Regions from separate parts of the Mus musculus genome. Here region 1 is linked to region 2. A link is a loop called in an ENCODE intact Hi-C map of the cell type or tissue named here. Cell type or tissue: left cerebral cortex. All regions are shown on one strand. Links, peaks and the distances in the headings refer to the core of each region. The heading gives the core; the rest is flanking DNA. Region 1 has its middle 110 kb from the start of Gm35615. Region 2 has its middle 32 kb from the start of Gm35671.

Evidence for each region. Peaks named below come from ENCODE experiments on the same cell type or tissue, not always from the same donor. Only the 100,000 strongest peaks of a DNase experiment are listed, where the experiment ranks them.
Region 1: a loop joins it to region 2, with 2.1 times the contacts of the local background. A loop is called at or near these places in 4 of 42 quality-filtered maps.

The regions. Positions count from the first base shown.
Region 1 is chr13:6,180,400-6,183,219 of GRCm38, reverse strand. No RefSeq gene overlaps it. Among named protein-coding and RNA genes, the nearest start is that of Gm35615, 110 kb to the left of the region's middle. In left cerebral cortex, for the core only: no CTCF peak of the experiment used is centred there; a DNase peak (open chromatin) is centred at 1,714.
Region 2 is chr13:6,338,226-6,341,045 of GRCm38, reverse strand. No RefSeq gene overlaps it. Among named protein-coding and RNA genes, the nearest start is that of Gm35671, 32 kb to the right of the region's middle. In left cerebral cortex, for the core only: a CTCF peak has its summit at 1,489; DNase peaks (open chromatin) are centred at 274, 594 and 2,610; H3K27ac peaks cover 2,500 bases.

The DNA of each region.
Region 1 (2,820 bases), core at 192-2,691, 160 kb after region 2:
CCTGCCTTTTGTGGTCATGACAGAGAAAGAACATAAATGAGAAACAGAAGCCGTGGATGAGTCCTGTGGAGTATAAAACATAAGAAGTCATACTCGCCAGAGTTGAGAGTATCTTGCTGGTGGAGCCGCTTCTTCATTCCTTTAGTAAGACCGGCAGAAGGCTGAGAACAACCACTGCTTCCAACCTGTTATGAGATTTCTGAAACATATATTGAAAAGCCTTATATGTCATTCAGTGGCCCAAAATATACAATAAAATGTATTTACATATATGAGTTTGTTTTTTGCAGTCTAGAATCTAGATGTAAAATCTTACCATTTCAAGAATGAGGCCTGAACATATTCAGGTGCAAAGACAAATCTAATTGGTTATAACTGGTCATGAGATCTAGAAAGTGAGCCTCCAATTACTAGTGTATGAAGTATAATAATATGTACCATATGCATATATGATATGCTCTAAAATAACATAATGACAGCTTCTTAGCAGGTGGCTTTGAAACATAAATTCTCACTCTGAAGACGCAATCTAAGTCATATACTGTTTCAGCCCCCATATGCAGTAACAAGAACTGTAAAAAGTTGAGCTTTGATGTAAGCATTTCACAGTGACCTATCCTTTACTACAAAATTACAGAAAATACTTCCTGGATTAAGCTAGATGCCCATCCATGCTTACCAACCTGGTACTGACCAATACCTAGGTGTTTAAGAAGATAAAGCAGGGTACTCAGAGTCCTTTATGAAGCTGACATATTACTTATGTTTATGTTCGGAGAATGCTTAAGGCTAGAAATCTAAGTACAAGGTGTCAGCAGGCTTGGTTTTCTTGGACTTGTCTCCATTCATATTTTTCTTTGTTATCACAAAGGCTTCCTTCTGGGAATGTGTGTGTCTTTGTTTGTTTGTTTGTTTGTTTGTAAAGACACAGTTTTTCCATGTAGCCCTAGATCAGCCTTACAGAGTTCTTCCTTCCTCTGCCTCCCAATTGCTGGAAGTGAAGGCATGTGGTGCCACTGTCTGGCATTGAATATATGTATCTTAATCTCCTTAAAATATTTAAATTTCTTTATTTGTGGGAGGTAGGGTAGGTGTGTGCATGGCCTGGTGAGCATATAGAAGCCAGAGCACAACGTAAGAGCACAGTTCTCTCTGTCCATCAGGTGGTTTCCAGAGATTGGACTTGGGTTATCCAGCTTGGCAGTAAGTGCTTTTCGTTTTGAGCTAGCTAACTTGCTCCGAAGCTCCTCTTCTTCTATGACTACCCACTGCATAAGGTTAGAGTTCACCCAACTTTTTAAAAAGTCACTTTTTTAAAGCGCCTGTCTCCACATTCTTGGCCCATGGGAGGTTGAGTTTCAATGTATGAATGCAGAGCAAAGGTCAACATTCAGTCTGCAACAGTGTTAATATACATAACAATAGAACAAACAAGTGTCACTGTTTGTAATGACAGAATTATAGACATATGTGTAAATCCCTTGAAACAGTAGTTGGGGTAGAAATGACAGACATCCTGTAGCAGCCTAGACCAAGAGGACTTTATTCCTCATCTTATCTTCTGTGAGAGATTGTAGCTCAGTTTATTCTTGGACACAATTTGAAGAAGACTCAAGTGGAGAACTTCCTCTCATTTCACAAGTTGCATTGAAGAATGATGATCTATATCATCTCCCAGTGTGTATGGAAAATAGCAATGGTGAGAAGGAGAAAAGGTGACTTGTGCTGCTTCCCCTGCAAAGTCAGCAGCATAAGGCAGTGTGCGAGCTGCGTGTTCACTGGATCATGGCTGGAGAGGCAGACATGTGGGAGGAGGTTTGGACTTCTTGCTGTCACCTGCTTCTTAGTCTCTAGCAAGCATCAACCTGAAAGGCATACTCACGCCTTGTCTGTGTAATTCTGCAACCTGTAGCAACCTGTCATGTTTTTTGCATAAAATTTGTAATCATACCCACAAACTAGAAAAGCCTGCCATGAATTACTATGTGTGGTTAAAACAAAACAAAACAAAACAAAACAAAACAAAACAAAACAAACAAACTGATGGCAGAGATGTCTTATTGAAACATCACAGCACACGTTTGAGACCATTTGTATTATATTATTGTCAAGAGGGAAGAAAACTTTCAGTAAACTTTCAGTCTTCCAAATATCTAACTACGGGGACTGTTGTGATGCTACATTTATTTAAAAAAAAAATAGAAGAAGTCACCCCATATAACCAAGGCCAGTGTACAGAATTTGGATCTAACTTAGCTGTGCTGCACTAAGTAAGCAGTTGAGTCAGACCTTGCACAGGGAAACAATGGCTTGTGGTGCTTACTGATGGTGTGTTTACTGTGGTGTATTTACTGATGGTGTATTTTCCTGCATCATTTGCTTTTGCATTCCTTTCCACTATCCCAGAAATTTCCATGGCAAAGTGACTAAAGGTAATAGTGGATACTCATCCAGTAGCTTCAAATTTTTATGGGTCTTTTACCATGGGCCAGTCAGATAGGCCTATGAGACCAGGAAATGAGAGACACAGTCACTTGGAAGCAAATAATTGTGAGTGTAAAAAAAAAAAAAAGCCAATATGAAGAATTAGTGAGATCCTGGGTGTAGCTCAGTGGTAGAGTACCTGCCTAGCATGTGCCAGGGTCTGTGTTCAGTCCTCAATATTACATAACCAATGAACTCTTGTTCTTATTTTTAAAAATAGGTTTGGGTGTAACTTGTGTGCAAACACATACACGTGTGTGTGTTTATGTATGTGAGCACACATGTGTGTTCATACATGGCATTGTGTTTATTCATCTGTGTATATGTGTGCACATG
Region 2 (2,820 bases), core at 172-2,671:
TATATTCCCTTTACTTCTAAAATTAAAAGCAGTCCCCCAACATGGCTCACTGTATTCATTCCGATTTCTATCTCTTCACTTCTTTTTAAATTTCCCGAGGTGGAGCATTATTGTTATGGTTACTGTAGACGAATTTTATAGCAATATCAAAATGATAATACATGTATAGTAGAGTATGTATCTCACGCTAGCCTTGAAAACACTATGTAGTTAAGGATGATTCTGAGTGTCGGGTCTTCCTATCTCCACCTCTTAAGTTGCATGGATCATATCAAGGCCATGTGCTACCACCTTCAGTTCATGTGAGACTGGAGACTGAACCCTGGGCTTCACAAATGGTAGGTGAACACTCTGAAAATTGAGCTACATGCCCAGCCCATACTGCTGGTGCTGGTACTACAAAATAATAATAAAATACATTTTTAAAAGTCACATGAAATTACAGTAGGAAGAATGCTTGTTCTCAGAATATATGGCACCAGCAGTGTCATTTCTATAACTTGTCTCCATTCAAAAGTACATCCCTGGCGCTGGTAGTTTTCTAACACTCAGTGGAAAATGTGCCCTTTGTCTCTCGCCAGGTGTGTCGCATTTCAGGTTATTTGCTCATCTGATTTCACAGCCTGGGGCTGCCAGCACAGCAGTGAAAAGCTGCCAGCACCCATCATGTGGCAAGAGCAGAGGGAGGAAGGAGCTGTTCACAAGTGACAGCTGAGAATGCCTGGAGGTCTTAGGGTGAGAGCACGTGACCCGCTTCATGGAAATTAACCAAAGAGAAAACCCAGAAAGAACAGCATGCAATTCGATGGGCAGGTATTCTGTCCCACAATATTGATTCTGAACATCATCTCCTGAGGATTCCTCGCTTAATTCCTGGTGGGCTTTGGAGACCCAGAACATGCTCTAAAATGATTTATAGTTACCTATAAAGTAAAAAATAATCTAATAAAAATACACTCCACTATCTCTTAATACTTTTAAATCTTCAGCAAATTTTAAATAGTGAAGGAAGGAGGTTATTGGAAGAATGGAAACTCATCACATCAGCTTGTCCCAATGAATTTTCATTTTTAAAATGTCCTTGCTTGAAATCATCTTTAAATATGTGTATATGTTTGTGTCTGCATGTATGTCTTGCCCATAGAGGCCAGAAGGAGTTGTATCCTTTGGAGCTGGAGTTATTAGGTGGTTTCAAGCTCAGCACCAAGGGTGCTGAGATTGAAATTTGCAACCTTGGCAAAAGCAAGTGCTCTAAATTGCCCAGCCATCTTTGCAGCCCCCTATTAAAAAAAAAGTAAGATGTATGTATGTATGTATGGTGTATGTTTGAGAGCCCACATATGCTATAGTGCAAGTATGTAGGTAGGAGGACAGCTTGCAGGAGTTGGTTCTGTCCTTCTACCATGCTGGTCCTGTGGGTTAGACTGCGGTCCTCAGGCTTGGCAGCAAGTGTCTTTTTCTGTTGAGCCATTTCACCAGCCCCTAGTGGATTTTTACAGGCATTGTTATTATCATCCTTTTGGATATCTACCCTAATGTCTTTTGTAATTTGATTTTAAAAGTATTATTTTTATCAGTATAGTCACAGGAAGTTGTAAAACTAGTTTGCAGTCTCATTCCTTTTAGCTGGCTTCTCCCCATGATGTCATCCTATATAGTTGTAGTCAAAAGTCAAATCCAGGATTTGGATTTTGGGGTTTCTCTTGCTCTTAGCCAGAAGGTGGGGAGGCATTTACCCTAGAGACATTATAGTTTACTGTGTCACATAGACCTTATTTGGCATTTATCTATTTTTACATTTATTTGTTTGTGTGTAGGTATGTGTAGTGTTATACAATCCCCCCACGCCCAGAAATGCTCACTTGTGGTGCTCCTCCACTCCCATCCCTGGTGCCTGTCCCCTGGCCACAGTCACTGTCTCCTCCATCTCTGGTATCATTTTGAAAATGATAAATAAAAAGCAAACACCAGGGGACCTTTCAAGGTTGACATTTTCCACCTGGAGAGCTACCTCACTGCAGCGTATGTTACAAAGCAGCTGCTTTTTCCTGTTAGTCACCATCCATTTTATGGGTGAGCTGTGGTGTCTATGGTGCCTTTCAGGCATACCAGAAAGAAGGTTTGAATCCTTTTTTTTTTCTGGTACGAGGACAGATTTTGTACTTGTCATGTGCATGCTCAGTCTTTCCTTCCCAGAGAGCATGCCCTAACCTACACTTGCAGAGTTACATGAGAAGTTCTTGTTTAGTGTTGCAAGAAAGCAACATATTCTCTTGAGGGTGGTCCCTCCTCAATGCCCTGCATGAGTGGTTCACCTTCCCCTCATCATCACCAGCAGCTGGGATCCTGAAACCATTTCATTTCAGTTTCACTGATTGGCAGCAACTGGCAGCCCCTCAGCTACTTCATTACATCACACCAATGGCTAATGGGGTTGGGCTGATTTTAATGGTTAGTCTCTTACTTGTATCCTTTGTTCTTCAGGGAAATGCTCTCTAAGTGAGTTGTTTAGATTTTACTGTGGTGCTTAAAAGCCTGAAGTTGGTCTTTTTATCCATTTTCCCAGTTTTTCCACAGCATCTGATTTTGATGTTGATAAAGCTCACTGTCCCAGTTTCCCCTTATGGAGTCGGTGTTCTATTCTCAAACTATTCAACTGACTGAGATCTGAAAATTGTGTTCTAGCTTCCCAAAAACTTGAATTCAAATTTGTGATAAGCACTGAGTCTGGCATGGCCTTGGTGGGGACAAAATGACATGTTTCCTGTTCCTGGTACAGAACCAGTGAACATGGGTCTCCTCAAGAGGCAATGGCTGTCA